Linked DNA regions of Homo sapiens: region 2 is linked to region 1. A link is an interaction called in ENCODE POLR2A ChIA-PET data of the cell type or tissue named here. Cell type or tissue: K562. All regions are shown on one strand.

Region 1 (4,000 bases):
GACACACACATCAGTGGACACCCCCCCCCACACACACAAAACGCATCAGCAGATACCCCCCCACACACACACAGACACAAACATCAGTGGACACCCCCTCCCCATACACAAAACAAAACACACATCAGCAGACGGCCCCCCCCAACAGACACACACATCAGTGGACGCCCCCTCCCCACACACAAAACACACACATCAGCAGACGCCCCCCCACACATGCACAGACACACATATCAGCAGATGCCCCCTCCCCACACACAGCAGACAACCTCCCACACACAAAACACACACATCAGCAGACGCCCCCACACACACAGACATACACATCAGTGGATGCCCCCCCCACACACACAGACACACACATCAGCAGACGCCCCCCCCCCCACACACACAGACACACACATCAGGGGATGCCCCCCCCCACACACATACACATCAGTGGATGCTCCCCACACACACACAGACACACACATCTGTGGATGCACCCCACACACACACAGACACACACATCAGTGGATGCTCCCCACACACACACACACACATCAGCAGACGCCCCCCCCCCCACACACACAGACACACACATCAGCGGATGCCCCCCCCCCCACACACACAGACATACACATCAGCGGATGCTCCCCCCACACACACAGACACACACATCAGTGGATGCCCCCCCACACACACATACACATCAGTGGATGCTCCCCACACACACACAGACACACACATCAGTGGATGCCCCCCACACACACACATACACATCAGTGGATGCTCCCCACACACACACAGACACACACATCAGTGGATGCCCCCCACACACACACAGACACACACATCAGTGGATGCTCCCCACACACACACACATCAGTGGATGCTCCCCCCCTACACACACACACACAGACACACACATCAGGAGACGCCCCCCCCCACACACACAGACACACACATCAGCGGATGCCCCCACACACACATGGACACACATCAGTGGATGCTCCACCCCCCACACACAGACACACATATCAGCTGATGCCCCCACACACACATGGACACACATCAGTGGATGCTCCCCCCCTACACACACACACAGACACACACATCAGCAGACGCCCCCCACACACACACAGACACACACATCAGCGGATGCCCCCACACACACATGGACACACATCAGTGGATGCTCCCACCCCCATACACAGACACACATATCAGTGGATGCCCCCCCCCACACACACAGACACACACATCAGCGGATGCCCCCCCACACACAGACACACACATCAGTGGATGCTCCCTCCCACACACACACCAGTGGATGCTCCCCTCCTACACACACACAGACACACACACCAGTGGATGCCCCCCCCACACATACACAGACACACACATCAGTGGATGCCCCCCCCCACACACAGACACACACATCAGTGGATGCCCCCCCACACACACACACATCAGTGGATGCTCCCCTCCTACACACACAGACACACACATCAGTGGATGCCCCCCCCCCACACACACATATCAGTGGATGCCCCCCAACCACACACAGACACACACATCAGTGGATGCCCCCCCCGACACACAGACACACACATCAGTGGATGCCCCCCCCACACACACACAGACACACACATCAGCGGATGCCCCCACACACACGGACACACATTAGTGGTGGATGCACCCTCCCCCCCCCACACACAGAGTCTTCTGCTGCTTGGCTATACTTATTTTTCAGTCATTTCTCCGGTACTAGCTTAAATGTGCCTTAAACTTTTTTTATGTGGGGGTGGGGGAGGCAGGTGGCCAGAGGCGCCAGCGGAGCAGGATGTCGGAGCTGCCACTCGCCTTCCACTGTGCTGTGAGAGCCACCGGGACACGTCAGCATCTCCCCTGTTCTGAAATCAACACCGAGACACACCGAGTCCCTCCGGAGGCATCTGCAGAGGCAGCAACGCCACGCGAGGGCTGCCGACTCTCCAGCTCCAACATTTCGTCCGGACCTCCCGGCAGCGCAGCGGGGGATCCCCTCCCGTGAGGGGCCCGGAGGGGCTTCGAGAAGGCTGTCGCCTGATGGGCTCCGTCAAGTTTCCCCCTGCAGACCCTCATTCTACCAGTTTTGATTCCATTTTAAATCTGACTTCCAAGTGGCACCCCTGCCGACGGTCAAAACGCCCCCTCTCCTGGTGTGTGCCCTCCATCCCCGCTTCCTGGGGGCAGCCGGTTTCTTGCTGTCTGGACAACAGAGCTCTGCCAATGCCACTTATCTCGCCCGTCCAGGACTTTATCACCAACTGTCCTACTTCCGACTCCAGCAAAGGAGCGACAGCGAGCACGTCTGTGCTTGGCTGTGACTAACAGGGCCTCTGAATAAAGTGAAAATAATCCCACTTTAAGCTGCAAGAGGAAAGACCCACAGAAGGAAAGTCCTTCACGGACGGAGACCCAGGATCCTGAAATGCAGTGCGTCCCTTCAACGTTCTGAGAATAAAAATTTAAACATGCAAGCCCCGGGAGGAAAAGCAATTCCTAAAACATGGCAGAAACAACATAAAAAAAATCTTGCTGTTGTTTTAAAAACTGACCTAAGACCAGGCATGGTGGCTCACACCTGTAATCCCAGCACTTTGGGAAGCCAAGGCGGGAGGATCACTTGAGGCCAAAAGTTCAAGACCAGCCTGGGCAATGTAGTGAGACCACCCCCCATCTCTACAAACAAATGTAAAAATTAGCCAGACATGGTGGTGTGCACCTGTGGTCCCAGCTACTTGGGAGGCTGAGGTGGGAGGATGGCTTGAGCCCAGGAGGTTGAGGCTGCAGTGAGCTGAGATTGTACCACTGCATTCCAGCCTGGGTGACAGAGCAAGACCCTGTCTCAGGAAAAAAAATAAAAAAATAAAAAATAAATAGCCTGATCTCCTGTTTTCCAGGAAAGCCCGAGCCTTGTAAGGGTTTTTCAGATGGTAGTGAAACAACTTGGAAGTCAGCAATTCCTAAGGATTTTCCAAATCTTCTCAGACTAAAATTCTCCCACTTTCCTGCTGCCTTGTTCAAACCATGGTTCGGAGATCTGTGAGCAGCCTGCCAGCCGCCGGAGGCTCTGAAGCCTTTCTGAGGCGAGGTCTTTGCACCTGAACGCTCTGGTAGAACAAGGTTTAGCAAAAGGGAGCCTGGAAGGGCCCATCCTCACCTTCTGCCCAGTCCTGCAGGGCTCAGGACACATCCTGGGGGCTAATCTGTGGGAAGAGGTTTGACTGAGACCCCGTTCTGCTCTGTGAATGGGCGGACTCTTCAGCATCTCACACGGAGAAACAACTTCCTCCTGGATCGGAGCCCAAGTCAGGGATAAGGTGCCTCCTGCCTGCACCGTGGGCACTGGCCGCCTTGTTACAGAATCAACGGCCGTCCACTGAGGGACACCGGGTGCCAGGGGTCCTAACACCCCTCCAGAGCACCCGGCACAGCTCTCCTTGGAGCTGGGTGCTACCCTTAGTCTCGTTTTGAAGACAGGACTGGGCGGTCAGGTCAGCCCATCCTCACACTGCGGTGAGTAGCGGGGGCAGGAGCAGCCTTGCTGTGGGCCACGCCCTGGGCAATGAGCGGTGGCTCCTTGGGGGATCTCAGATTTTTCCAAGTCTGTTTTCTATATGGCTGAACGATGTGACAAAACACTTGTCAAGGACACCCTCTCAGGTGCTCTGATCTGCATCTTTCACGAGCGAGAGGGGGGGTGCCAGGCACTTCCTGGTGGACCTTCAGTTACCGCCCATCAGAACACAAGCAGGCAGCGCGAAACATGCTGGGCCCGGGGGCTCCATCGCCCTTTACACTGCCACACTCAGCTTCCACATGTTCTACTGTGGGCGTGTGCCCCTCCTTCATGTTTCTGGGGTTCATGGGGACATTAGTGTTGTCCTTCCCTTTCTGTCTCAAAGAATTGACTGTGCCTGTCATTGGACGCAGCGGCTGCCATGAATGTCGACCGGGAAAGCGATGGGAAAAG
Region 2 (4,000 bases), 85 kb after region 1:
ACTCCCTGCCTGGCCAGAAGCCTCTGGGAGGCTCTGTCTGAGTCACTTGTTCTACCAGGGCAAGGTGAGTCCTAAGCAGGCGTCTTCATCTTTGGTTTCCCAGGAGCAGTGAGGCCCACGCCAGACCCCTCTCTCCACTATCCCCTCACACGCACAGGGGGCGGGACTGTCCTTACCCGCAGGCCCCACCCTGCAGAGGGGGCGCACCCATCACCATGGCCGAGGTCCCGCCAGACCCCGCAGGGACCACGTCCACCAGGGGCTGCCGGCCATCCTGAACCACCCAGACCCCCTCGCAGACGGCTCCAGGGCCCCGCTCTTCCAGGCTAAACCACGGCCCTGTTGCTTTGATGCTGGTGTTTTTAGCGCCGTGGCAGCCGTAATGGGGGTGGCCTCAGGGTGCGGACGGTGTGATCATGGCAATGTGGCCAGAAGAATAGGGGCTGGCCTGGGGTGGTCTCTCCCCGGCGTGGGAACAATGACATCCCCACAGAGACGGCAGGGGGCACGCTCAGTGCTCACTGGAGGGGGCTGGCCTCCTTCCCTCTGAAGGAAAGGCCCTAAATGGGAGAAGCCCCGGATGCCGGACCCCCTCACGCCCCTCAGCGCCCACAGGTACCCGGATGCCGGACCCCCTCACGCCCCTCAGCACCCACAAGTAAGAGCGAGCACCTATCCAGAGGAGCAAACACCCTTTCCTAACCCAGAGTCCATGCTCCGAATGCTTCCTGGAGAGAAGGTGCTGCGTTCTGCTCACGTGCTTCACTTCCCAACTGCGAAACACATGGGGATGGGGAGGACGGAGACAGCGGGCGTGGGAGGACGCGGACGCCGGGTGCGGGAGGACGGGGATACCGGGCGCGGGGGCACAGCGTGCCCCTGGCCGCGAGAGCTGACACCCACATCCCCCGGCCCCCCGCCACCCTCCAGGGCTCAGCTGCACTGCAGGAGACAGCGGGCTTTAATTTTCTGGACAAGCTTTTTGAGATGCAGCGGACAGACGATTCACAACGAAGAGAACAGCATTTCTCAAATGCAGGAAACTCCCGCGCCAGTTGTTCCCAACGGCTCCCAGTGGCTCTGACCAGCCGCCCGCAGCGCCCACTACCCACGGCCTCGTCCTCGCGCCCCCAGGCCAGTGCGATGAGCCTCGTTTCTGAAAAGCGGGAAAGGGGCCGCGTCAAAGGATGTACTAAAATAACCCGACGGCACCGAGGGCACGTCTGCGGTTACGAGGAGCTTCCACGGCAACTGAGAGCTTTCTATTCTCGTTTGTTTTTAAATTATGCACAAATTCTATTTTTATCCAATTTGTGGTCCACCAACTGAAAGAGAAAACTAACCCCCAAAACCCCCTCTTTTTAGCTGCTTTTACCTCACACTTGCAGAGACAGAAATCCACTCTGCCACAGATACATCACAAAACTCTTTAAATTACTAATTTCTACAAATGAGATATGCTGACAGCTCCTGACATTCTCCGTGCAGGGGACCGTTTTCTCCCGCGTTTCAATGGAAAGGGCTCCTTCTGTGGAAACGCAGAGCCAGCCTCTCCCGTGTCGCTGCTGCGCACACACGGGCCACTTGATTTGGAATAATTGTTGAGGGTACATTTTAAAGATATTTTTAATTACTGTTTCAAGTTTCCTGAGTCCTCCAGAACACCTGGATCCTCTCAGTGGCATCTGTATTGATAGATTTCTGCACCCTCAGCCCAAGACACCCAGATGGCAGAACCAGAGACGGGATTCCAGAAGATTCCAGAAGACGCAGGGAGAGTACCCAAGCACTGAGCTGTGTCCGCAGAGACGGGCGGCACCAGGCACCGGCGCTACTCACAGGCAGGTGAAAATACATCCATTAAAACCCAGGGCTGCCTGTAGTCCCAGCTACTCGGGAGGCTGAGGCAGGAGAATCACTTGAACCCAGGAGACAGAGGTTGCAGTGAGCTGAGATCACACCACTGCACTCCAGCCCGGGTGAGAGCGAGACTCCGTCTCAAAAAAAAAAAAAAAACAAACAAACCAAAAAACAAAACAAACAGAAACCTCAGAGCTCTCTCCACACTCATGGTCCTGCTTTACCCTCCAAGTAACAGCCTCGATTCCTACACCCGCCCCTCATCCAGATACAGTGAAAAGGGCGACGTCAGTGCCCCTCACCGACATAATTTACAGCAAATAGGGTGGACTGGGCCATTATTTCTCTATTGCTTTATTTCCACTCCTCCTTTCACAGCCTCGTTTCTTGTCCTATCTAATATCCTTCCCACTGAGCAATAACAAGCTTTCGGTCAGTAAAAACCGAGGCAGGGATGGGGAGGTGCAGGCCTGCAGTGACGGAGCGTGGTGCAGCGCTGTCTGACCTTTCCCACCTGGGAGGGTGGAGACTTTAAATGTCAAACGGGCCACTGTGCGCTCAGGTGTCTCCCGCATTTCCTTGCTTCAAGCACCAACGAGGGAGGTACTAATTGGCATCAAGCACACAGGCCACAAACATCACATTAACATCATCTGCAAGTGCTGGCGAAAACGCCTCACCCCAGCGCCCTGCCCGCTAATTCCCTGCCGCCGGCTGCTGCGTTGGCAAACAGCCATTTGTCCCTGCGGCCACCTTCTCTCCACTATTTATCTAAATGGAAGAAAATAAAAATACGAGGCACTCTGCTGAACACCCCTTCCGGCTTGCATCATTCCCTAAATAACGGGGCTGGGGCACCCGGTTTTTTGCTGTTGGGGTGTGCTCGGAAAACATCCTCTGTGCTGCCGCGTAGCCTGGAGCCCTGGGGCTGGACACACTTGCTGCTCTGTGGCTGCCAAAGCAGCAGATCTAGGGCCTGGGGCCTATAGCTGACGAGGTAACAGGTGGAACGAAGAAAATGCCAACACCCACGGCTACCCGGGATCCACATCAACACCTGGGGTGCAGAGGGAGCATGGCTCTGTGCAGACGCTGCCCGTCCCTGGCGCGGTCATTACACCCCTCCCTCGACAGCCTAACTCCACGTGGCTTTCCCGCAAGGTGTGAGGAAGGTGAGGAAGCCACACCACAGCCCGGGGGAGTCAGGCCCACCCCAGCAGGGACGCGGCTGCAGGGTTGCCAGGCCCAGGCCTACCCCGGCAGGGATGTGGCTGCCAGGCCCAGGCCCGCTCTGGAAGCCACTCCTCCTCTCCTCGGGGAGCACCTTGAGCCCTGGTGCCCCCCAGCACCCAAGCCCAGAGTATGGGATCCTGCAAGCCTGGGTGGGCCACAGAACCTGCATTTCTGAGGGTCCCCCACCAGGCGAGGCTGGTGCTGCTGGTGAGAACTCCTGCCTCCAAGTTCAGAGGCTTTAGAGAGGGGAGAATCAACCCCCAAAACATCCACACCACAGGCAGCATCCACGGATACGAGAGCTGCTTCGGGCAAATCTGAAAACAACGAGAGAGGGCCTGCACGTGTGGAAGCAGGAGGAGCTGTGGCATGCTCCCATTCCAGCTCAGAGGCGGTGAGCAGCCGCCCGGGACTAACCACGACAGAGCATTCAGCTGGCCTGGCTGGGAGAGTCTAAGCACAGTTAGCTGTGGCTCCAAAGTTACTTTTTGACCACAAAAGCACCAAGTGACGTGCGAGTCTGGCCGCAGTGCCTACCTGCACGATGGGGTGTCCTCCGGCCGACGCCTTCACGGCCCCCCGGCTGCCCTCCGTCTCGTAGTGGGCTCGGTGGTGGGACTTGGGCTGCACCTCAATCCGAAGCTCATACGGGCCTGAGTGGGACGGCAGCTGCCAGTCCAGGGCGGGCAGGGTCGGGCTGGAAGGGAACAGAGCAGAGGAGGCGTTCAGCACCACACAGACCTCGCCCGGGCCACACGTGCCCGTGCTCACCCGTCGCCATCTTGGGTGGACACTTCATCGGCGAGTGCACGTCCTGACATGGAGATGGAGAAGCCTGTGTCAATGCAGTGCTTACTCATCGTGACCTGTGGCCACGGCCCGGCCAGTTCTCTAAGATGGAAACATT

The links. ChIA-PET counts read pairs that join two places held together with the same protein. Peaks named below come from ENCODE experiments on the same cell type or tissue, not always from the same donor. Only the 100,000 strongest peaks of a DNase experiment are listed, where the experiment ranks them.
Region 2: POLR2A ChIA-PET joins it to region 1 with 5 read pairs; 5 of 35 experiments call an interaction of 5 or more read pairs at or near these places.

The regions. Positions count from the first base shown.
Region 1 is chr18:79,518,225-79,522,224 of GRCh38, reverse strand. All of the region lies in intron 9 of NFATC1 (nuclear factor of activated T cells 1), which reads right to left. LOC102723506 (a long non-coding RNA gene) reads left to right here. Exons shown (of 3, transcript XR_935689.3): 3 at 1,800-2,904. Among named protein-coding and RNA genes, the nearest start is that of NFATC1, 120 kb to the right of the region's middle. In K562, no CTCF peak of the experiment used is centred here; DNase peaks (open chromatin) are centred at 1,913 and 2,270.
Region 2 is chr18:79,433,369-79,437,368 of GRCh38, reverse strand. It overlaps NFATC1 (nuclear factor of activated T cells 1), which reads right to left. Exons shown (of 10, transcript NM_001278669.2): 3 at 3,631-3,790. LOC124904334 (a long non-coding RNA gene) reads right to left here and starts at 3,621. Exons shown (of 2, transcript XR_007066426.1): 1 at 1-3,621. In K562, no CTCF peak of the experiment used is centred here; no DNase peak of the experiment used is centred here.